Regions from separate parts of the Homo sapiens genome. Here all the other regions are linked to region 4. A link is a loop called in an ENCODE intact Hi-C map of the cell type or tissue named here. Cell type or tissue: PC-3. All regions are shown on one strand. Region 1 overlaps SGMS1 (sphingomyelin synthase 1). Region 2 overlaps SGMS1 (sphingomyelin synthase 1). Region 3 overlaps SGMS1 (sphingomyelin synthase 1). Region 4 overlaps SGMS1 (sphingomyelin synthase 1). Region 5 overlaps SGMS1 (sphingomyelin synthase 1).

Region 1 (5,000 bases), 130 kb after region 4:
CACACATACATAAAGCAAACACATCAAAAAGTTAACATTTGATAAAACTGGAAGCTGGATATATATGCATTTATTGTATTATTCTCAGTAGGTTCCTGAACATTTAAAATATTTTAACAATAAAAAAATTTGTAATGAGAAGAAAATAAACATAAAGCCTCTACTCTCTGTGGAAAGAACTGCTTTGTCAGACTAACTTATTTCCAAAGTGCCAGGATAGAGAAAATTTTACAGTGATCTATTTTGTTTTTAACATCATGCTCCACAGCAGACAAAACAATCAGGAGAAAAGGTGAAAATGAACGAGTTTAGACAATGGAATTCAATTCAGCAACACAATGAGGTTCTCAGCCAGTCTAGGCTGTCTTCATTTCCAACTCCTTATCCTCTGCAATGTTAAATGATAAAATAAAATACCAGAAAAACATAACCACATTCTAAAACCTTTTGCCTCTGAAGAGGAAGCCCTAATAATAACCACTACCATTTTATTCTACATCTACAGTGTGCTGGGGTCTTACAAACATGATCCCCTAATAAACCTGTAGGATGAGCTTTTTACAGATGAGGAAGTTAAGATTCAAACAACTTAAGTAATTTCCTCAACATCCATTGGTTCCATTGCTGGTGAGAGGCCGGAGCCCAGGCTGCGCACCACCAGGGCTGAACCGTGGGTAACAGAGCTAGCTTCCAAATCTCTCTCTGCCGAGAGTCAAACACCTTGGTTTTGTTTTCATTTAACCATGATGCACACCTCTCACTATCTGATACTCCTTCTCTTACTTATCGTAAACTTCTGGGCTCCCACAAAGGAGTGGATCTTACACAGAGAAAGCAGTCTCTAGTAGTAAATTCAGTAAATTTAAAAAACACACACACACAAAATCCAAGAAATCACAGTCTTGAGATACAGTATCAAAAACCGTACCTCCAAATGGTAACTCAAGGCAACAAAAAAATTGAGGGGTAAAAAACTAAATTGCACAACACACTGCAGTCATCAAAGAAACACTGCATGATTGTTTTAAATTGAACAGCCTTAACCTCTGAAGGGACCTTAATGTTGTAGTCAGCAACAAACCTGTGAAAAGAAAAAGAATTGGTAAAATCACTTTCTAATGTTATGTATCTTTAAACACTTGTGACTGTGAAGAGTGTACAAAATTTATCTTCCACATGTAGACAGAGGGGCAGGACAAGCTAGAGCATACATAAACAGGTTAAGATTTTATTATTTACTAAATTTTCAAAAATGTAGAATAACATTAAACTTGAAATACATGCCATTGTTTATTCTAGTAGGAGTTACATTAACCATTCTGGAAACAAAATATAGATCAGAAAATGAGAAAAGTCAGATTTAATCTAAACGTCAACATTTCTGACCCCTAGAGTTTATTCCTAAAATAGGGGCCTCAGTGCAAAAACGGCACTGTACACTTTGCTTTTCTATCACTTCCTCCTGCACAGTCTAAGCTCTGATGACAGCTCTCAGACAGTAAGGAAACTGCTGAGTCAAAACCACATAATCAGAGCCCTCCACCAGCTGGACCCTCATAAACCTGACACCCCACCCAAAAGAAAGCAAACTGGTCCCCCACATGAGCCTGCACGTAACAGGCTGCTCACCACCAGGGCTGAACCGTCGGTGAAATTTACATGTGCAACCCAAGCAGAGGTTCCAGGGACGGTGTCTAAAGAAGAACTATTAGGAAGATAAGAGAACCAGAACTGTAGAGAGCCACCAAAAATGCACAACATATAACAGACTCCAACAGCAAACAGGCAATTATTTGCCTAGACGTCTGATACAGTGCCAGGTTAGCTCACTGCACTTGAAATTTTAACGGCACAAAAGAACCGCAATTATCTTTTTTCCCAGAGACACATTTCTTTGATTACATCTTGCATGCTGAAATAAAAAATTTATTCAAACAGTTTCAAGGTTATTCTTTGGAATGGAGTATTTGACTGATTGCCAAATGTATAAATTATATGACTAAGTATTAAACATGTGTGTTTACTTTGTTCCAGAGGTCACCTATTTAAATCAAGGACTTAAAAAGTCCTCGATTGATCAACTCCACAAAAAAGAAGAAAGATTATTTATCCCTATAAATCTACACATACACCCATCAGTAAAAAGACCAAGACAGACTCCAAAAAAATGACTAAAAAGATCATACAAGAAATATAAATATAACACAATACACAATGCTGTCAGTAAACTCACCGATAAGCCTCCATCTTCAGATAGATCATGTGCCTTTAGAAAATGTGAGCAATGTAAACAAACAGATTTGACTGGCATTGTTTAAAACCACCAGTTAGTCACATTTGATTTTTATCAGGCCTATAACGGTACAAAACATTTCACTTCTGTTACTACAAAGCTGGAAGCTAATTTCAATTTCCTACATCTCCACAAAAAAGCACCTACAGACATGTCACTGCAAGATGCCCAGGCACCACAAAACCCCGGACCACTGCATGGAGTCAGTGGGGAGCATACTGCTCTATATTCTCCATTGGGCCTCCCCTACCACCCAGATTTGGGAAAAAATACAAATTAAAATCAAGGGAGCTTGCTGTGCAAACACAGCCTGTAGCTCAGAACCTCAGCCCCACTTCCAAACAGAATGTCATCCATAAACAGAAATTCCAGAGCTGCCACAGTGAGACAGGCTCACAGAGAAGCATACCACTGAAATAAATCATATCTGCATATCCAGTGAGCATTTAACCAGCTCAGAGTGAACTAAGGAACCAAACACTACTGCCAGATTTTCCCTCCTAAGGTACTGACAAGTAAGAGCTATCAGAGCAAAAGATATGAAAACACCGGCTGTTTTCCAACAACCCTGACAGGACTTGCTCAAGGTTGCTGCCAAGTTTGCTGGTGAGACTGCTCTGAAGTATTGTGAAACCACACTCTTGACCTCAGGCAGTACTAATACCTTCAACTAAACACTGTTCAAAGTGGTGGGTGTGTTTATAACTGTAAAGGCAGAATTTCCTTGACCACACAGTGATAAGGCACCCTCTAATAAAACTGATCACAAGAAGGCACATATTTTTATTTTCCTTTTTATTTATACAAATGTATGGGGTACATCTGCAATTTTGTTACATGCATAGATTGCATAGTGGTCAGGTCAGGGCTTTTAGGGTATCCATCCCTCAAATAATATACATCATACTCATTAACCAATTTCTCCTCATCCTCCCCACTTCAACCCCTTCACCCTTCTGAGTCTCCATTATCTATTGTTCCACTCTCTACATTCATGACAAGGAACATATTTTAAGAGACACCTTATTTTCTTTTAAAAAGAGTCTCTTGAAAGATGTTTGTCTTGAACAAATATTTGTACACCTGTGTTCACAGCAGCACTAACCACAACAGCAAAAGATAGAAGTAACCCAAGTGTCCAATGACAGATGAATGGATAAACAAAATGTGGTATATCCATACCATGGAATATTAAAAAGGAAGGAAATTCTGACACATGCTACAATATGCGTGAACTCTGAAAACATTATGCTAAGTAAATCAAGCCAAATACTAAATAGTTCCACTTATATGAGGTACATAGTCAAATTCGCATATACAGAAAGTAGAACAGTGGTTTTCCAGGGGCTAGGGGTAAGAAACAATGGGAATGATTGTTTCATGGGCATAGAGTTTCAGCTTGGGATGAGGAAGTCATTCTGGAGATGGATGGTGGAGATGGTTGCACAACAATTTGAAGGTACTTAATGCCACTGAACTGTATACTTAAAAATTGTTAAAATGGTACATTTTGTGTATGTGTATTTTACTATAATCAAAAAAGATGTTTGTACTTGTTTAAAGTATAGATTTGGAATAGTAGAAATATTTTAAAACTATAAAAATACAACATATATTTCTATGCATATTTAAGAATCTACCAAAGTTGTCTTCAGCTTCCACACTTGGCGAAAATCTGACCTTCAGTCTCAGTCTGGAAAGCTAAAGAGCAGGATGCATTCTTCAAATGTCACTTCTGGCATCCTTGAACTGATGTATGATCAATGATTGCATCACCGTGTAAGTAAACATCACAACAGCATGACGTCAGTGATATGAACAAGGCATTATATTTGAATATCTGCTGTTAGTATCCAAAGACTCATTTTCAAATGTCGGTGAACATTCCAGATGTATCCTAGAATCTCCTGCATCCATCAGCAAACTATATGACACTCAAGATTTTGTCACGTACTTACCAAAGATGTTCAAAGATGGAATGTCTGGTTATTATATAACAAAGCTCAGCTCTAGCATTGTACTTTTTTTTTTTTTTTTTGAAACAAGGTCTCACTCCATCACCCAGGCTGAAGTGCAGTGCCATAATCACAGCTCGCTGCAGTCTCAACTTCTTGGGCTTAGGTGATCCTCCCACCTCAGCCTCCCAAGTAGCTGGGACTACAGATGCACACCACCACACCCAGGTAATTTTTTTTTTTTTTTTTGGTAGAGATATGGTTCTGCTATCTTGTCAAGGCTGGTCTCAAACTCCTGGGCTCAAACGATCCACCCACCTCGGCCTCCCAAAGTGCTAGGATTACATGTATGAGCCACTGTACCTGGCCTAGCATTGTACTTTGTGTATAACAGCATTGACATGGCAAGTCTACTAACAATATTAAAGAGCATGCTTACTAACAGTCAATGGTTGCTTGCAGGGAAAGCAGTCAATTGTTGAAAACTGAGGGTACCTTGAGAGGGCAAACATTTGTCACATATTACCTCTGCAAAGATTCTTCTGTCATTCTTCTCCAGGGAAGATATTGAAATTAGTGTGCAGGCAGTGAAAGCTAAGATGCAGATGGAGATTCCAAAACAGCTCTGTTATCTTGAAAGCCAATTTCATTTCTCTACAGCCACACTTTTAGAGCCAAAGCTTAAGGATGCATTTTTCTCTCAACTGGTTGTGTGAAGCAGCAAGTGAGTACAAAAATATCAGGGAAAAATG
Region 2 (5,000 bases), 69 kb before region 4:
TTCTAATGGAGAGGAAGGTTAGTACAGTTGTCAAAAGATTCTGGAGCCAGATGGCCTAGATTTAAAACCTAGCTCTTCTGTTTACTTGCTGTGAGACCTTGAATAAATTACTCACCCACTCTGTGATGCAGTTTTTTGCCTCTGCAAATTGAGGATAACAATAGCACCTACACCATAGCTTGTGAAGATCAACAAAATATAAACACAAGACCTATAGAACACATCCTGGCATATATATATATATATATATATATATATATATATATATATATATATATATATATATAGCTATTTTTTTTAAGAGACAAGGTTCTCGCTCTGTCACCCAGGCTGCAATGCAGTGGTATAATCACTGCTCACTTCAGCCTCGAACTCTTGGACTCAAGCAATCCTCCCACCTCAGCCTCCTGAGTAGCTGAGACTACAGCTATATACCACCTCGCCCAGCCAATTAAAAAAAAATTTTTTTACAGACAAGGTCTTGCTATGTTGCCCAGGTTGCTCACTATCTTATTAGTAAGAAGAAAATATGAAAGCAGCTTTATTTTTGTGAGGAAAAAGGTAAGAAGTACAAAACCACAAGTGCTGACTGTTCCTTTACTACCTGTTCAATATCAGTATGTGACCAGAATGTATCAGGCAATAATGAAAGTCTGGACAGTTGTCAGATCCTGTCTTATGGCCAATACTGATGTAACCAATTTCCCAATAGACCACATCAAGGCCGGAGGGTTCCTGGGCAGGAAGCTCCCAAGTGCCTCCACTCAACCAGGCAACTGCAATGCCTCAAGATGATGATAATTAGTGTGTGTGACCAGACCAATGGCAGAGACACAAACTGTTTGAAATAAACACTTATGCCTAGTAATTGACCTCAATGGGACTTGTGGCCTCATCTTGAGACATACGACGTAAACCAGGGTCAATTATCTGACACTTGAGCCAGCCATGGGAAAAATCATTAATTGTCACATTCTAATAATACACAGCAAATTTCTGCCTTGCTGAAAAACAGCAAGTTCTAAACTAGCCCCAATTTCCATACCTTATACTGTAATTATTTTATTAACCTTTGGTAGTCCTGAAAATATTTTTCAGTGGCCACCCTCTTAATCTGAACAATACTAGAAACTCTTTCTTTAAAAATAACACATTTGTTGAGTGATTACTATGTGCCAAATTTACCTATTCTTTAAAAACTCTTTGATGGAGACATTTTAATCTCCACTTGTGCAAATTAAGAATACTGAGGCTCGGAGAGAGTTTGTTCCTTACTGGGATCCCTCAGTGAGTGGCAACACTGGGAACCAAACACAGAAGCATTCATTTTCAAAGCCTCTGCTTTTCCACCCACAGGAGAAATCCCTCTAGTTTGATTCTCAGGTGGTTCACACTCTATTCCAACTATAAAGTACTCCTTCAAAAGGTCTATATGCCACCAAAACTTTACACCAACCAACCAGAAATACCCCCCACCAAAAGCTCCTGAAATTTTCTTAAGGGATACATGTTTTACATTTGTCACAATCAACATTAGGCTTCTATTTTTCATTTGCCTTCTTCAATGCCAACTGGTTTTCAACAAAGCACCAAGGTCTCACCCACAGATCTGTCCTCACTGAGGCTAAAAAAATCCAAGAAACACCTACTTTCAAACACTCATTTTTCAAAGTAGATTCCCTTGTCGTATTCATTTATGCTCCTGCACAAAATGTCAAAGACAAATTCACAAATGAATTTCTGTCACCTTACTTAGTCACCTTGATTTTTTAAGATTAAGCTAAAGATGCAAAAGATGGACCAAAGTGGTACAAAACTGTTGTACCCAAGAAATTATTTGTGAGCTTTCTGTTGACATTTTAAACATCTTCATTTTGTTAAAAAAATCTCCATTTACCTTTCATTTCAATATTCTGCCTAAAAAATTACCAAACTACAATAAATTTGTCTGGTCAAAAGCCTAATTAATGGCATCATCCATCAATTACTGCATCAGTCCGCATTGAAATGGATGCGTAATAAGCATCATGATCACTCAAAACAACAATGACTATTTCTCTAATGTTCTGAGGTTCAATTATTTTTGCATTGAATGCCACTGAACAGTAACAGAAGTCAAAGCTTAGCATTAGCTTTTTCAAAAATTAATCTATCTTCCTATTGTTGGCTTTTATTTCAGTAAATTCAAATTAATGGAGTCAATTGCCTCCATAAAACTATGAAGAATAAACAAAACCATTAGACATCTCAGGTCAAATGGCAAGAAAAAGGGGCCACGATCCTACTGGAAATTAAGATTTATTGACATTTTCAGGGTATAACATTACATGCCAAGCCAAGAAAATACTGCACAGTATTGCCCTTCATAGGATATCATTAAAAGACTTTCCATATGTATGAATAAGTATATAGATTATTTGAATTGTGAGGAAATCTTTAAAAACCTTCTCTGGAGATGTTTAATTAAACAAAGAACTAGTCAACTATTTTTCTAGGATTTAGGTTGAGTCATAGTTTACATAGTATGTAACAAGCCATTTGTATACTCAATTTTTGTTAACCAGAACCATTTTTTTTTTTTAATTTCAATAGCTTTAGAGGTAGAAGTGGTTTTTGGTTAGATGGATGATTTGTATAGTGAAGTCTGGGATATTAGCGTACCTGTCACCAGAGCAGTGTACCCTGTACCCCATAGGTAGTTTTTTATCCATTACCTTCCTCCCTTCTGAGTCTCCAATGTCCATTATACCACTCTGTACGTCCCTGTGTACCTATAATTTAGCTCCCACTTATATGTGAGAACATGCAGTATTTGGCTTTCCGTTCCTGAGTTACTCCACTTAGAATAATGGCCCCCAGTTCCACCCAAGTTGCTGCCAAAGACATTATGTTGTAACCAGAACCATTTTAAATGTTCGAAGAAGTTTGTTCTTTGAATAAATTTAGACAGAAATTCATTTTTGATCTATTATCTTAAAATCCGAAAAACATAGTTTTAATAACACTACTCACAAAAGAACAGACATGATTATTACTCACTGGCCAGTCTAGACAGAAAATTACGTAAATTCAAAGAAAGAAGAGTTTCAACTAACTAACAGTTGGCACAAGTACACGGTTCGCATGTTCAATGTTCCATAAAGTTTATGAGGTAAATAATATACTATTAGCTTAAACCCATCCCAGCTGTCAAGAGCCTGAGTAGAGGTTACGAAGATAAGAAATGAAAGTATTCTAGACTCTAGGGGTACATTTGTCAGGCATGCATATATCTAATTGACTAATGTGTTCCAAAGTGAATCTTCATTCGAGTTCTCTATTTCTGCTCATCCTCTGCTCTTGCTCTTCTTTGTCTTCATTCATTCATTCAACACATGGTGTTTCAAAAGCCAGATGCTACCCTAGGTGCTCAGGATACAGAAGTGAGCATTATCTACAACTCCTGGCTACCAGGAATGATCTCATCATGTGGCTAAATTCTGACGTTTCCAGACAAGGTTGTTCATAAGCTCACCTGCTCTTAAGAGGCTCAATACACTGATGAAGGTTTAGGCAAATACAGAGGGGAAGGACACCAACATCTAGTATGTCTTAAGAATAATTTTGCTGTAAGATAGTACAGGGTCTCCACAGGTATGGGACATGGTAGTGTCAGGTGGGATAACCTTTAGCCCCAAACTACAACTACTCAGGCCACAAAAACAGCAGAAAGTATGGCCAGATTTCCTCAACCCCTACCCTTCTTTTATTTCCTTTGTAAAAGAACATGTTTAATATTCCTTACACCAAAATAAAAATCTTTTTAATGGAAATCAAAAGATAGACGGTAACATGGGGGAAACAGGTATAATACATATGAAATAGGATGAATTTTCCTAATTTAAAATGAGCTCATACAAGTCAATATGATAAAGACAAGAAGACACAAGGGCAAAAGGAAGGAAAAAGAGGGAGAAAGAGGAAGAAGAAAGCACATGAGTGAGCAGTTTACAGAAAGAAACTCACAATGGACCTATGAAAAGATCCTCACCCAGAGGGAAAGTAAATTTTTAACTTACCAGATTGGCAAAAATGTTAAAACTTGGTGAATGAAAAATGTTGATGGAAGCGTGGGAAAGACATAATCTTGTTTTGTTTTGTTTTGATTTTTTTTTTTTTTTTAAAAAGGCCAGGCTCACAGCTGTAAGCCCAGTGCTTTGAGAGTCTGATGTGGGAGAACTGCCTGAGGCCAAGAGTATGTGACCAGCTTGAGAAACACAGTGAGACCCCCATCTCTATAGAAAATACAAAAAACTAGGTGGGCATCGTGGTGCATGCCTGTGGTCCTAGCTACTTGGGAGGAGCGAGCATTGCTTGAGCCCACGAGTTTGAGGTTGCAATAAGCTATGATTGTGCCACTGCATTGCAGTCTGGGTGAAGAGCGAGACCCTGTCTCGAAAAAACAAACAATCAGTGACCTTTCCAGAGAAGAATTTGGTGATGTTTATCAAAATTTGAAATGTATTTTCCCACTGATGTAGCAATCCCACTCACAGGAATTTACCCTACAGGTATGTCAGCAAGATATTTATACGAAAATATTTACAGAAAGGCAGACTGCAATAAATCCAATAGCTAAACACAATCCCCCCAATGGCAACTATTAAAACATCCAGAAAAAAGGCAAAAATAAAATCAATTATTATACACCCATAAAATAAAATATTGTACCATCATTAAAGTGAATAAAGAAGATCTGTATGTGTTGACAGGAATATATCTCAAAAATAGGTAAAGTACAAAGAAAAAGCTAAGGAACGGTATGTATATTAATCCCTTTATTAAAAATGTAAAAAGCCAAAAGCAAGATAGACGCAGATATGTGCCAAAATATGTATTTTTTTTTCCTGGAACAAATCACAAGAAATGTAATAACAGTTACAGTGAGAGGAGCCTTTGACATCTCTTTCTAAACTATTTGATATCATTTGTATACTAACGATGTACATGCACCATTTTTA
Region 3 (5,000 bases), 110 kb before region 4:
GGGTTAACTTCTTAACCCTTACCTCTGGGTAATAGAATTATGAAATAAATTTCTGCTTTACTTTTTTTTCAGTATTTTCTAATTTCTCTGATAAACATATATTACTTGCATTTAGAAGGGGAAAGGATTTTTTCCCCCAAACATACTCTATGTTTTTGAACATGTAGTCTGCTTTGTAAATTTAAAAATACGTGTTTCCTTCATTAGCTTTCTTAAAAAATATAAAATGAGCTTGCAGATTTCTCTAAATAATAGGAATCTTGGCTTTCTGTGTATAATTATGTTCCCAAATTCTTCATATTCCCAAGACATAATGGTCCAGGCGTACAAGCCAAACCACCAAAAAAGATGAAGCTGAAATCTGAATCCAAGTGCATAAAGCAACTCCAGTCTCAGATATTTCCCATCATTCCAGAGGGAAAACAATAAGCTATTAGCTTTACAATTGTTCTATTATCTAGATTTCCTTCAATATCCATCCATCCAGGCTGCTGCAAAACAGCAAAGCCTTTAAAAAAAAACTCTGCAGGTTGTCATTACAATAAAAACTAATATAATAGCTCTACTGATAACTAATCACTATTGTTTTTCCCATGGGATTTCATTCTTAGTACTAATTACCAAAAACTCGGGAGATGATCTACTCCCACTCAACTGACTAACTGCCCCTCTGAGTCCGAACCAGCAGGACTATTTTAATATTTGCCTAGTTAATCTGTAGAACTTGGACACGGATTCACTCCAGCAGTACTCAAGAATGGAGGACCTAATCAATGTTTCCAAATTCCATTAGCTCTCACATGAGCTGATGCACACAGTACTGATCTCATCTGCCCTGAGAAGCCTGGGAAAGTCTAACACAGGCTATTTCTATCACACAACACTCACTTCCTTTCCCTTCTTCCTATCTTTTTCAAAATGAGAGCTAAAATTCTTCTAATTTGCTCCTCATTTAGCTAGAATAAAAATATTGCATGTGCCCTGGAATCCATCATAAAAGTAAGTTAAAACTGTAAAAAGCCAGATGGCTTAGGAAAAGGGTGAGGCCGTGCTTTACTATCCTCTGCTTTTTAAGAATCTTTGATGCCATATTCTAAAGCATACCCACAGTGCCCAGCTTACTAAAACTACCTCTATCTACTCACCTATAAAGTAAAAGTAATCCTGCATTCTTCTGGGGAGTAAGAAAGATCAGAAAACTGACATGGAATTTAGTAGGGGCATAGCAGCAGGGGATTTTGAAAGCATCTATGGGAGAAAAAGTTCTGATCCTTCTTTTCCTCCCTTTCCTACAGAAAATCCAACAGTGATCAGTCAAGAGCTGGCGATGGGGGTAGGAGTGGCAACTGCAGGTTGGGGAGGTGGCAGAGCCAGTGTCAGAACAGACGAACGAGGTCACCCTGCCCCACCACTCCTTGATCCCTCCTCATCCCTGTCTCTCCTCATACCCCCAGGATTAAGCAAGCATAAACTAAAAAGGCTGCCCGAGGAAGTCATTCCATCAGGCTCTCAAGTTCACATACCCGTCAGAACCCAGGCACATTAAATCAACCTGGATCACAGAGAATATGCAGTCGTCAGGACTGTGGCAAACAGGATAGGGCAAGCCATACCTAGTGCAGTTAAAGTTCAATTTTTTAAGGGGCAAAAATAAACAAAAAACATGCAAGCTGAATCTGGCCCACGGGATTGCCCCTTGCAACTTCACTTGCTCTCTCATTCATTATATCTAATCATGAATTCCTGGAGATCCTATCTTGAAGGCTCTCTCAAACTGTTCCCTTTTCCCTATTCCCATTTGCTTCTGCTTTAGTTTCTGCCTCCAGCCTGGCTCAACTGCAACCCTCTGCCACACTACCATGAGATCTAGTTCATAATCTGATCTCTTCACTTGAGGCTTAAGCTCCCCACAGCTCTCAAGATGATGTTCAGATGCCTTGACTTAGCTCCAAGGCCTTCCATGACACGGCCTATTTATTTACCTGTATTTTTCAGCCTTGCCCTACAAGCTCTGGGCCTGTATCATATCCATACTCAAGTGTTCCAGTAGATTCCCACACAAACCAGTCATTTCATACCTTGCAAGTTGTTCCTTCTGCCTGGAATATTCTTCCTACCTTATACCTTCCTTTGTCCTTTCATTTGCTTTGGAATCTCTAGAGCCTAATGCATAGTACACACTTAATAGATGTTTCCTGAATACCTAATTAAATGAGAATGCAAAGGAGATGACTTATGGTTCCAGAACATGGACCCAGTGATGCGTATCTCCTTTATATATCAAGCACATAAAAATCTACATAAAATATAACTGCTGACATTTTAATACCATAATCAGTTTCAAAATAAAGAAAAAGAATTTCTCATGTGTCAAAAGAAGAAAAATCTCAAATTCAGAGTAGAAAAGATACAAGTTAACACTTATATCCCACAGGGATATCAGACTTGGACTCTAGCTGCTAGGGGTTGGGGACTTAAGATCCCAGCCAGGGCAGAGGACTGAAACTTAGACCTTGAATAAAGCAAGAATCTCTCTAAGACCAGAAAAACTGGATCCATGAAACTGACACACAATGATACAGAGTCCAGATTTATACTATCTGCGTAGTGTGAAATTTCCAAGCCAAGAAATTAAGGTAAATATAAAAGAAAAATAAATATAAATAGCTCCTTAAAGGCGCTTCAAAAAGCAATGGTTCATAGGACTCCCATGGAAAAAGTAATCTTTGCTGAGGATGAGCAAATAATTGAAAATTATGAATCACACAAGGAAATGATCCACCATGAGGGAGATTTGCCAGGTGTGACAAACAGGAAGTTTACCAAACCATGAATTTGATCATATAAAACAGGTTTGAAGAGGCTATGAAATAAAGAATTGAAACCACAATGTAAAAACAAGACATGATTTTTTTCTTAAAGATAGATGTGTTTAAAGAAGGTACGGAGAAACCCTAGGTTCTCTCCTCTGGCCTGTGACCCACTGATACTTCAGGAGGAAAGAAGAGAGAGCAACATGTTAAAAGCAGATCAAAAGAGGAAGTGAAATCAGCAAAAAAATAAAGTATATAAATATAAAGACAACTGACAAATTTTGTCAAGCCCCAAGGATCTCAACAATCTAGCACCCACATCTTTTTTGGGGGGTGAAAAGGGAAATAAAAAACTGAATCCAGTTAATTGAAAGATGAATCAGATTTCCAAAAAGGTATTTCACTGGACATATACATTCTATCTCACTGTCTCCAAAAACTCCTCTGAAATGGTAGTAAAAAGATTTTCTTTTTTAAAAAAAGGGACAAGAAATCAAAACAGTCGAAGAGAACAGAAGAGAAGAGAACAGAAGAGGAGAAAACAGGGACACGATTTCGGAAGTTGGGAAGCACATGAATCAGTGGTGACGGATCTGGCAGGCCCAAAACAAGGAGCCCTAAGCCAGCAAAGGGGAAAGAAGCATTCTGATTTACATAACACTAAATATTTCCTCTAGCCTTAAAAGTATGAGGAATTGGTGGCATCAAGTACCTTGGAAATGGTGTGAAAGTGGAGTTAAAAGACCACTTAATAAGTTTCTCTAGATTCTCACTTTGTACAGCTGAGCAACTGCCTCTTCCCCACACCATAGAATACTGAAGTTTATCCTCTGGAAAAGAGACATGGAGAGTTTCTAGAGTAGTGGACATTAAACACAGTTGAAAGCAGTGGTATCTGACTAAAAACAAGGGACAAAGTGAAAGTTGCAAAAAGATTAAGTAGGATCTGCCCTTGCCTTTTACCTTCTTAGGCACCCAGAATAACTTGCAGGTTAATGATCAGATGAATTTTTTTCTAGAAATACCCAAGATTTTAAGAAAAAAGACTTAAGGATACTGATCATCTTACACTGAAACCATATAAACAAGCTCACCTCATGCAAAGAGTTTCCAAACAGTTTTATTTGTGCCTACTTTAAAATATGAAAAAAAATCACCAGGTATCTGAAGAAACTCTCTAATAAATATAAAAGCCAGAGATGAAGATAAAAAACAAACAAACTAAAAGAACTTGGAAAACAGACTATGAAAAACTATTACTAACATTTTCAAAGACATAAGGTATCAAAAAAGAACAAGATGGTACCACAAAAAGGAGAGAGAATTTTAAAAAGAGAGCTCCTGTAAATTCCTAGTCAATATGAACAATTCAATAGGAACAATAGAAAAAGTTGAAAAAAAATTTCAGATGTGAAACAAAATGAAAGATGGAAAATTGAGAGAAGAGAATAATAAAAAAGCAATCTAGAAGCCCAAGATCTGAATAGCAGGAGTTCAAGAAAATCCAAGAAAAAAACAAACAAAGATTTAGAAATATTTTAAATCTAAAAAGAGAAAATTTAAAAAAATTATCAGAACTAAAGGAGACATGAGTTGGCAGACTGAAAGTTCATCAAATGTCCAAAAACAATGGCTGAAAGTACACTTTCTGTTATTACCATTCCACACTAATTAATTTTTTTAAAAAGGATAAGAAGATCTTGAAGAATGCTCCAGCCCCATCCTGCTTTTCACTTTCTGGTTGTACTTCCCTCCATCTCACCCCAACCAGAAGGGCTAGTCTCCATCCTTGACCTTCCTTATTAGGACTTTTGTCCCTAACCAGAAGAGCTACTGAGGACCTAAAGCACAAGGACAATGTTCCTGATATCCAAAAGTAGAGTTTTGATTGTACTTCCAATCACAACCTTGTAATGGGCAATAGTGCCTCCTTAACACTAAAGAAGTGATGAGAACAATAACACCATAAACTTTACATACATGTTATGTAAAATAATCGTTCCCTCCAGCTTTTCTAAGGCAATTCAGATTTCAAACATATTTTTCCCTTCTCTCATACACCATCAAAATGTCCTAGAGGATGCAATATTTCAGTTTCTAAATGACTTCTCTCTTAGCATGTTTCTGCTACCCAGTAGTAGTTACAAATTCTTGATCAGATATGTGCTGACGATTTTTACTCAGAAG
Region 4 (5,000 bases):
CTGGTGAACACAAAGTAGTATCTCAGTGACAATAAATGATCATCAGACATCATGATATGCCTTTACACTTAACCCCACAAGAACCCTATGTGTGTGTGTTGGGTAAAGGGTGGAGGGTGAAGGGCTTAGAATCCCCAACTTAACCAGATGAAGACATTAGGCTCATAACAGAGGTTATGTTGTAACTTGTCCAAGGTTGCAAATTTGTCCAAGGTCAAACTTTGAGGAAATGGGAAAGGGTTCCAAATTACGTGTCGGATACCTTTAGGCTATTGTGTTGACCATAACAGCTCTGCCTTAATGATGAACATACTTGAATTTGTTTTTCAATCAAAATCATCTAGTGATTCATTCACTATTTTCCAGTTTCAAATTGCTTTTGCTATCTTCCCAAGTAAAGGATCTTGACACTCCTTCCTCCTGTGAGATGGAGTAAGTATTCTGTCAGTGAGTGGCTTGAGAAGGTCTAGAGGGACTCTTTTTAGGATAGCTGCTAAAGCCTCTGAGAGCACCCTGGTGATCTTCCTTTTATGGGATCTAGCACATGGAATGCATAGTAAAAGCTGCAGGCTTGATTTTTCAGTGGACATATGCCATGAAGATACAATGCAAAAAGTTCTTTCTGGGACTCTATGAGTAAGCAAGTTAACAATGCATGCCATACACAGCAAATCATCTAAGGAAAAAAATTACCCAAATTATACTTAAAAGGCTGTGGCTCTAAACTTTCAATTTAGGATGGAGCAAAGTACGGCATGAGTCTTTGTAGACATTAACCTAATGACATTCAGAATACTGGTGGTGGGGGGAGTGTGGTACAGAATAAGGTACTCTTCCCCTATTCAATAATTCTGGTATAGCAATACTCGAACTCCTATGTGTTTACTACTGGTGACTTCCTCTCAAGGAAAACACACTGGAGTAAGAGAAGGTTCAGAGGGTAAAAAGGAATGGGCATATGAACCAAGGTTGTGGAAAGAAAAGATTAAAGTTCACAAAATTCTGCAAGGCATTGGCAAGCTCCCACTTTACAAGTTTACATTTATAGGGCCAACCCTTTTAAAACTTATTACTTCCTCTTAGATTGTGGGGGGCAGTGGTTTCATTCTGGGGCCAATCTGATTGATCAACAGGCAGTGGTTTCCTGAAGCAACACCGAAAGACAGTGCCCAAATCAACTGCCATTGTCTGCTATGGACACACGATGTGGAAATTGCAGCAGGCATGCTTCGTTTTTGGCAGCCCTGTCCCACACCCTATTATTAGAGTTCAGTAGTCAATTCTCAGGGGAAAGATGGTGTGTAATAAGAAATAAATAATATAGAGAGACCAGGAAGAGCACTCCATTAAAACTGCATTTTATTAGAGTAGTAAAAAGTACTGAAAACTTTCTCATTCTTACTTGTAAACAGCATGTTTTGCAAATTAGAGCCTGGCTTAAGAGAATACAAAATCTAAAGTAGAAAGTTTGTGTTTTCTTCCTTTATACAATGTTAGTGTTTTCTTCCTTTAATATCTAACTTTCAATAAACAGAGTTTAACTGAACCTTTTCTTCCTTTCTTCTGCTTGGAGGAGAACCTTTACTCTCTCTCACACAGGATCCTGCTGCTGTCAAAAAGCCCCAGGCATGGTCTCTAGCTTTGGTGACTGAAGGTTGCAAGTCTCTTGCTGCAGTCACCCTCAAAGCTTCTTCCTGCCAGCAGCTGGTATCACTGGTAGCTCTCTTCACAAGGGAGGACTTTCCACTACACTTAAGGAAAGACTTAATCTTCCCTTCACTACACTATATTCTTACCTTTTCTAGATTAAAAGAGTAATGCAAAGGGTAAAGCCCTTCCTCAAATTTTGCCTCAATTTACAGCCAAGCATGATTGTCTTGGGCAAGTTACAGAGCTCCTCTCTCAAAACTGCTGGCTGAGATGTAAGAGAAAACAAAAAATAAAAAAGACCATCCATTAACTACCCTGGGAGTTCAGCAACTTCCAAACTGGCCTCTCAAACCGGTTTCCCTTTTCCTGTAAAACGCATTTGCATAGAGGAGTTTAGAATAACAGGTTCACCTAGAAGGAAAGAACAGACTTACACATTGCAATCTACTAAAAATGTGGGAGCTGAATCAGGGATTTAATGAGGCATAAAAATTCCCAAGAAATATACCACATGCCCTTAAGGAAGTAGTTACTAAAAAAAGATGATAAAGAGTGAAAGCAACTATGCTCCAGGCAATGGTGAGATAGGTTCATGGGAACAAAGCAAAACTGGTAAAAGACTGGAAACTAAACCAGTTTTAAGCATGACCTCAAAACAAACAACATCTCCTCTCACCTTCCCAGAAAGAGTGACCAAGTGCCTTTGCTTAATGCTGCAGAAAAGAAGAGGTACTTTATCCCTTCATTCGGCAAACATTTATTGAGCATGAAGGTGGGATTATATAGAGATGAAAGAGCAGCTTCCCTGAAGGAGCTCAGTTTAGCAAGGAGAAAAAAACCACGTAAATCAGTATTTACATTTCTATGTGGTACCAGGGAGTCATAACACCGAGCTAAAGCACAACATCAACCAACACAACCACTTCCATGGTAGGGGCCAGACACAATTCTAAATTTTTAGGTAACTCATTTGAATCTTTGAAACAAGTCTATGAGACGCAAACACTTTTCCTGGTTTACTGGTGGAATTAGTGTGTATGAGATATAAAAAAGGATCTTTTAAACACAAAGACTTTATTCAAATTAAATCTTCAAATTATGCCTCCCTCCCCAAATACAAATCTCAATCCCTGTTTTAGCCTTTGCAGGTTGCCCAGCAGTATCTGAGGTTCCTAGAACTCTCACTGAGAAATTCACAAATTGAAGAAATAATTTCCTAACATCACAGGACTTGTTATCAAGGGCCACATCAGTAATGCCCTGCCTCCAGTAGAGCATTACTAAAACCAAACAAAATGAGAGCAGTTTTGTTTGTTTTTAAATCCTTACCCACAGATATACCAAAATAATCTTCTACATTATTTAATCCTAGCTTCTTCGCGGGCAAGAGCCACATTATCTCTGTGCTTAATGAGTTCTCAGTACATAAGACAGACATTGGTTCGCACCCAGTAAAATCATATTATATTTGTGTTACCAATTAAATCAAATCATTCTTCTCAGTTATTGTCAAGACCACCTTTACTTTCTATATTTATTCATTATTTTCTTTTTTAATTTTCTTTTTATTTGACAGATAATTGTATATATTTATGGAGTATAATGTGATGTATTTTGATATATGTTTACAATGTGGAAAGATTAAATCAGGCTAACACATCTATCACCTCACATACTTATTTTTTATAGTGAAAACATGTAAAACCTATTCTTATAGCAATTTTGAAATCTATGATGCATTATTTATTAATATTACAGTCATCATTCCTTACAGTAGATTTCTTGAACTTATTCCTCCAATTTATCTCTCCATCCCCTTCTCCCCTTTAAACATCCCAGCCTCTGGTAACCACCATTCTACCCTCTACTTCTATGAGTTTGACTTTTCAAGAATCTACATATATGTGAGATCATGCAGTAACATAATGTCCTCCAGGTTCATCCATGTTGTTGCAAATGACAGAATTATCTCTATCCTGCCCCTACTTTTTAAAGGGTGAATAGTATTGCATAGTGTGTATATGCCATATTTTCTTTATCCATTCATCTGATAATGGACTCCTAGGTTGTTTCCATATCTGAGCTATTGTGAATAAGGACACAATAAACATGGGAGTGCACATATCTCTTCTACATTCAGATCAAATTTCTTTGGATACATTTTTAGAAGTGAGATTACTGAACTGTATGCTAATTCTATTTTCGGTTTTCTGACAAATCTCCATACTGGTTTCCATGATGATTGTATTAATTTTCATTCCCACCAAAAGTGCACAGGGGTTCCCTTTTCTCCACACTAGTCATTATTTTCAAGACTAGACTACTACCCATCCTCAGAAGAGTTATTCATTGCTAGGTATTTGCTCCTGCAGTTCCCTGTAATGCCCTTCCTCTATCCTGCTCCCCACACTGTTAATCCATTCCCATCACCTGGCTTAGAAAGAACAATGGAAATATGATCTAGTAAAATCTGAATTAGGAATTAGGTAATTACCACCACACTATATTAGAACATAATACAATTTCCATTAAAACTGTCTTCACACAGTCTTATTCCACTACCAACATGTTTAACTAAAGTAGTACTAACATGTTTAGTTTAACTAACTAAAACTGTTAATGCTTAAAAAAAAATAGTTCTCTACACTGTGTTTAATCTACTGTAGTCCAAGCAGCCTCTGTCTGGAACAGTAATACTCTCTCCCTAATAGTCAGAAAGTCCCACAAGCATGGGTTATGTCATATCTCAAATATACAGTATATAATCCAGCAATTTAATAAATATTTTTAAAACTAAATGCCTTGCCTTTTGAACCTGGATTCTTTTTAGATATGGAGAATAAATATCTATTGAAAATTAAAGGAATTCATAGAACAATGAGACTTTCTTAATTTCCTTTTAAAATACTTTGAAGGAACATTATGGCTTCAAAAGAAAAGTCAACATGAATTGTCAAAACCAAGCTATCATAATAAACTTTCCAAGTCTCAAAACCTGTCTCTGTGTTTCTAAAAGAAGCAAAATTTAGCAAGCAAATAAGAATAAAATGGACTAATAAAAAACTTCGAGTTTACTCCAATATAGAAACAGACTAAAATATAAAACCAAATTACAATGCAGATAACAGGAAATGTTTTTAACCAAGAATAAACTAATATATTCAAACCAGATTTGTAGTAGACATATTTCAGGGAATCTGTTCACCCACTCCCATTTCTGGGGGACTCTGCCATATTCTCAGGCCCAGTTGTCTTTCGATTGCCATCTTATATCACCTGACACAACTCCACAAGCACACAGCCATAGCTGATTGGACCCGAAAGAACACTTGACCCAAAGAGAGCCATTC
Region 5 (5,000 bases), 61 kb before region 4:
AGAGCCAGTTAAACCCCTGAAATATTTTGATTTATAGAGGACTTGCTTGAAAATGGATCCAGCGCCTTAATATCTATTTTTTTTAAGGCTGAACTTTTGGCTGAATCATTTTCCCTAAATTTGTATCTAAATATCAAAAAATTCATTTAAAAAAAGCTTCCTTTAGACAGTGTATATAGCACAGTGCTGTCCAGTAGAGCTTTCTGAGATGATGGAATGGTTCTGTATCTGTTCTACATAATATGATAGCCACTAACCACATATGTAGCTATTGAGCACTTGAAATGTGTTAGGTCCAACTAAGATTATTAATTTAAATATTCGCATGTGGCTAGTGCCTATTGTATTGGACATCAAAGGTCTGGCATATGGTCCTCTGTAATCTGAGGAAGGCCTTCTGCTGCTGGTGGTGTTCTTGTATGCTTTGGCAGGGAACAAGTAGGTATAGAGAAAAGCAACATAGAAATACTAGCCCTTTTATTCATTCTAGTCACAGTTTAAAAACATTATAACTGGCAGGTGCAGTGGCTCACGCCTGTAATCCCAATACTCTGGGAGGCAAAGGTAGAAGGAATGATTGAGCCCAGAGACCAGCCTGGGCAATATACTGAGACCTCATCTCTTAAAAAAAAAAAAAAAAAAAAAAAACAAAATAAAAACTTTTTTTAATTAGCGAGGCTCCTGGCTAACACGGTGAAACCCCATCTCTACTAAAAATACAAAAAATTAGCTGGGTGTGGTGGCACGCACCTGTAGTCCCAGCTACTCAGGAGGCTGAGGCAGGAGAATCGCTTGAACCTGGGAGGCAGAGGTTGCAGTGAGCTGAGATCACACCACTGTACTTCAGCCTGGGTGACAGAGTGAGACTCCATTTAAAAAAAAAATAGCAGGGCATGGTGGTGCATGCCTGTAGTCCCAGCTACTGGGGTGCGTCTCAAGTATCCCAGCTATTGGGTCGGGGGGGCAGTTGAGGCAGGAGAATCATTTGAGCTTGGGAGTTCATGCTGCAGTAAGCCATGATTGTACCATCGCACTCCAGCATGGCTGACAGAGCGAGACTCTATCTCAAAACAAAACAAAACAAAAAAAGATTATAACAACCCCTAGCCTGCCTGACCTCCCTCCTGCTACTGGCTACAAACATGGACATATAACTTACTCAGATAACTTAGTTAACAAATTCTTAGGGAATAAAATCCATTCATTTTATTCATATAGATTAGAGTCCAGACCCAGTAGTGAGAGGCACTCACTTTGGAAAGAGGTAATGTTAGAATTATTGCTTTATTTTTCCTTTTCTTTTTATTTTATTGATACACAATATTTGCACATATTTATGGGGTACATGTGATAGTTTTTGCATGCATAGACTGTGATGATCAACTCAAAGTATTTGAGATATCCATGACCTCCAGTATTTATTATTTCCATGTGCTGGGAACATTTCAAGTCCTCTCACCTAGCTACATCAAAATATACAATACATTGTTGTTAACTATAGTCACCCTACTCTGCTATCAAACACAAAAACTTATTCTAACTGGATGTTTCTGTTTTTCCTATTCTTCAACCTCGCTGGATATAATCCCATTTATTCCCTGAACTGTTCCTGTCCATTCCATACTCTTTTCCCAAAAGGATTCCTCTACAGTCTTCCCAAGACCATATGGTTTTCATACAACATATCTCTATGTACCCTGGCACTACTGAAACTGTGACAGACATTCCCTTTGAAGTAGACTGTGATGACTAGTTTGTCAGTTACAAACATTTAATTTCATATCTCTGACCTTTACTTGGACATAATCAAAATAAATGACAACAGATTTCTCAATTCTCCTGAGAATTTTGCTCCTAAAAGTAAATGCTAAATATTAGCAATAGATAACTTCAGGAAACTCTTTCGATATATCAACGGGAATATAAGACTATAAAGAGGACAATTATATAGGAACAGATAACTTCAGGAAACTCTTTCAATATATCAACGGGAATATAAGAATATAAAAAGGACAATTATATAGGAAAGTACCACAGGCTCTGGAACCCAAAATGCCTAAGAAACTATATACAGCCTATTATCCTGAGAACCAAATGAAAGTATATTTCATAAGTCTACAAGAATTTTAACAATATAAAATCACACTGAAAAATTCTGTGAAATTTTGTCTATGAACTGCTTTGGGTGAAAATTTCTGTAGTTGTTTAGTAATCTGTGCAATTTAAATGAGAATTATAGGACACACTAACTAGCAAAGTAGGAATTAGTTTACCTTGTAATTTTAACAATGTACTCTAGTTTCTTTTACTCGTTTACATGAGTCACTCACAGAACAGAACACCACATTTCCCACATGAATAAGCACTCAATGACATTCATTTTTCTTCTCAACGTTTTCTAAATTGCAATAAAAAAGATAATAATATTATGATGGTCATGACACTCTTGTGTTGCAAGTCAGATAGGAAAGGGCATTCAAGGTGAAGACAAGCAAACCTGGGGAAGCCAGCTGGTCCTTAGAGTGCAGTGTTATCTGGGGAGACTCACATAGTCCAAGGCTGTCCTTTAGTCTTGCAAATTTATAAATACAATGATCAGAAAAGCATTCATACTGACCACACTTGTGGTGACATTAAAGTAAAAACTCGAGCTGAATACCTTATTGTGAGAATGTAAACCATCAGGTGGGTTGTTTGCTGGCATGTCTGATGGCAGATCTCTGAAAAGCATAGTTACATGAAGTGGCCAAATTACCATGAGAAGGATGCATAGTGGGCATGGAACAAAAATATGTTCTGTGTCTTCCTGTGTGGCCTGACACTGTGCACTGTGAGGTTAAGGAGGACTCAGCGGTATTCACCGATGAGGGCAAGACCAATCTCTAATTCAGATTTGGAACTTAGGCAGATTTCAAAAGCCCTCAGACAGCCCCACCATAGGGGAAGACCCATATGGAGACCTGGTAATGCCGCCCTAGGGGTAAGGCACCTTCTCTGTAGCTAGGCCAAGTTGGCCTCTCAAATTCAGTCTCCCATCCCAGTCTTCAAGTTCTACTTCTCTAAATTCCTCTTCAGACAATTTCCCTCTCAGAATAACATGTTAGTTCCTTTAATCAAGTTATAGTTCTATAACCAAGTTATGGTCTCTTGTTGTATGTTTGCTGTGATACATTCATTATAGGTTAGTTTAATAATTTCTTTTGGAGTCAGGTCTTTCTTTCCAAATTGAGAAGAGGGAAAGGTATATATAGTACACATACTATTACCTGAGGGCCCTCATGTATGGCATATACACCATACTCGTGGTAGAAGCCAATAATTCCAGTGAAATGAAAGCTTTGGAATTTCAAGGAAGAAGGAGGGACCTCTTGAAAAAACAAATGAATAAACCTATAACCACACTCTGTATTTAAAGAATTCATTGAATGCCAAGCTTAAACTCTTTAAAAAATACAAGCTAATAGACCTATGGTGTGGATAATGAGGCATATTGTTCCACTCCACCTTGACTTAAATCTGTTTGTTCCTTTATGTCTAGGACGTGTTTGAGCCTTTTGGTGAGACCCTTGCTTCAAAAGGGGGGAAAAAAACAATTCTATTTTTACATCTGTTAACTCAGCACAAGTCTAGAACTTGGGATTTTGGTACCAATTACTGCAAAATTACAAGTTGATGCCCAGGAGCCTTGTAAATACACAATCAGCTTTCAAACATTTTCAGCAACACTTCCTGCAGTGCGTGGTAATTTCTAGTCTCATCCATATCTGAGAAATCAAAGTGACAGAATGCACCTAAAGTGGATAAATTGTTTTATGGGGTCTCAAGAATTGTGGTCACTGGTTCCACCTGAAATTTTAAACTGCCTAGTCTTTCTTTTAGTTTATTTATTATCAGCTTGACTTTCAGTTTGGTTTGAGTATCAAACTCTCCGCTTCTGACCCCATAGAACTATGCAATTTTGTATCACCAGTTCAGGATTCTCTGTTAGGATCACCAGGTTTCTTTGCCAATACTGCTTACCCAGCAACTCAGGGGCGGCTTGAGGCCATCAGAGTCTGGAACACCACCGTCTACTTCTGTATGATAAGGAAAGTTAATTAAACTTGAAAGTTAGCTTAATGAAGGCCTCTAAGCACTAGCAGGGCTTAGTCTATGTTAGTAATTTCTGAGAAGTATGTTTTCATCTGTGCGCCAGTCACATTTCACATGCCCCTTATGCTGGAACTGCTGTGCTCCCCTTGGGCAGCCACCACCTGAGAGGGATGAGCTGGCTGTGAATTGTCCCAATGATGTGAGGGGACAGATTTCCTTCCAGATACCCATAGAGAGGCAAGCTGCTGGGGGCAGAGGGTACTAACACTCACTCCACTAGAGGATTCAAGTCACATGTTTATGTGAGGTTTACACAATTCAATGCAATAGGGACACTGAGAAAGAAAATCAAGACCACTTTTCAAAAAAATTCCTAACTTCAATTCTCCAAACTGAAAAAGCGCCTCTTCCTAAGCCATGGAACTTTTCATTGCTGGACCTCTTATTGCCATCTCCCTGGAAAATTAACAGAAATGCAAAACAGTCTGCCTTTATAAGGTAGACAACAGACGGATTGTGAATACTCTGAAATCTTCCCATCCAACCCCTATCACCTACAAAAATTCACACCATTAAGTCAAATACATACAATGCCAATGGCTCTTACGGATAAGCTACACACTGCTATAGCTTGCTTGATACACAAGTGGAAGTGACAGAAAGGGTGATCACATGAAAGCTTTATCTTTTCAGGCAAGGCTGAGAGGGTATAAGAAATCACTAAGATGACAAAATTGACACATTTGCACATACATTTGCTAGGTGTGCTGCTTACACCTTAAGGCATGGAAAAACATATTTAAGAGACATAATATCAAGAGTAAGATTAAAAAATAGAATTACACTGCTTAAGAACAAACATTACATGTTTTTATAGTGGAACAATTCACAAATGCAGAAGTTATATT

What was found. A loop is a pair of places that touch in the nucleus more often than their neighbours do. Peaks named below come from ENCODE experiments on the same cell type or tissue, not always from the same donor. Only the 100,000 strongest peaks of a DNase experiment are listed, where the experiment ranks them.
Region 1: it touches region 4 in a loop (4-fold over the local background); 2 of 110 quality-filtered maps call a loop at or near these places.
Region 2: it touches region 4 in a loop (2.4-fold over the local background); 2 of 110 quality-filtered maps call a loop at or near these places.
Region 3: it touches region 4 in a loop (4-fold over the local background); 2 of 110 quality-filtered maps call a loop at or near these places.
Region 5: a loop joins it to region 4, with 2.7 times the contacts of the local background. A loop is called at or near these places in 2 of 110 quality-filtered maps.

Annotation. Positions count from the first base shown.
Region 1 is chr10:50,602,666-50,607,665 of GRCh38, forward strand. All of the region lies in intron 1 of SGMS1 (sphingomyelin synthase 1), which reads right to left. Among named protein-coding and RNA genes, the nearest start is that of SGMS1, 19 kb to the right of the region's middle. In PC-3, no CTCF peak of the experiment used is centred here; DNase peaks (open chromatin) are centred at 2,826, 3,366 and 4,056; H3K4me3 peaks cover 1,893 bases; H3K27ac peaks cover 2,501 bases.
Region 2 is chr10:50,400,167-50,405,166 of GRCh38, forward strand. The region is part of intron 6 of SGMS1 (sphingomyelin synthase 1); the gene reads right to left. Among named protein-coding and RNA genes, the nearest start is that of ASAH2, 150 kb to the left of the region's middle. In PC-3, no CTCF peak of the experiment used is centred here; a DNase peak (open chromatin) is centred at 2,485; H3K27ac peaks cover 2,017 bases.
Region 3 is chr10:50,359,894-50,364,893 of GRCh38, forward strand. All of the region lies in intron 6 of SGMS1 (sphingomyelin synthase 1), which reads right to left. Among named protein-coding and RNA genes, the nearest start is that of ASAH2, 110 kb to the left of the region's middle. RefSeq lists an enhancer at 2,999-3,068. In PC-3, no CTCF peak of the experiment used is centred here; a DNase peak (open chromatin) is centred at 2,788; H3K4me3 peaks cover 1,204 bases; H3K27ac peaks cover 2,826 bases.
Region 4 is chr10:50,468,876-50,473,875 of GRCh38, forward strand. All of the region lies in intron 3 of SGMS1 (sphingomyelin synthase 1), which reads right to left. Among named protein-coding and RNA genes, the nearest start is that of SGMS1, 150 kb to the right of the region's middle. In PC-3, no CTCF peak of the experiment used is centred here; DNase peaks (open chromatin) are centred at 586, 1,716 and 2,156; H3K4me3 peaks cover 2,095 bases; H3K27ac peaks cover 4,042 bases.
Region 5 is chr10:50,407,808-50,412,807 of GRCh38, forward strand. The region is part of intron 6 of SGMS1 (sphingomyelin synthase 1); the gene reads right to left. Among named protein-coding and RNA genes, the nearest start is that of ASAH2, 160 kb to the left of the region's middle. RefSeq lists enhancers at 1-145, 2,173-2,673. In PC-3, no CTCF peak of the experiment used is centred here; a DNase peak (open chromatin) is centred at 2,344; H3K27ac peaks cover 1,512 bases.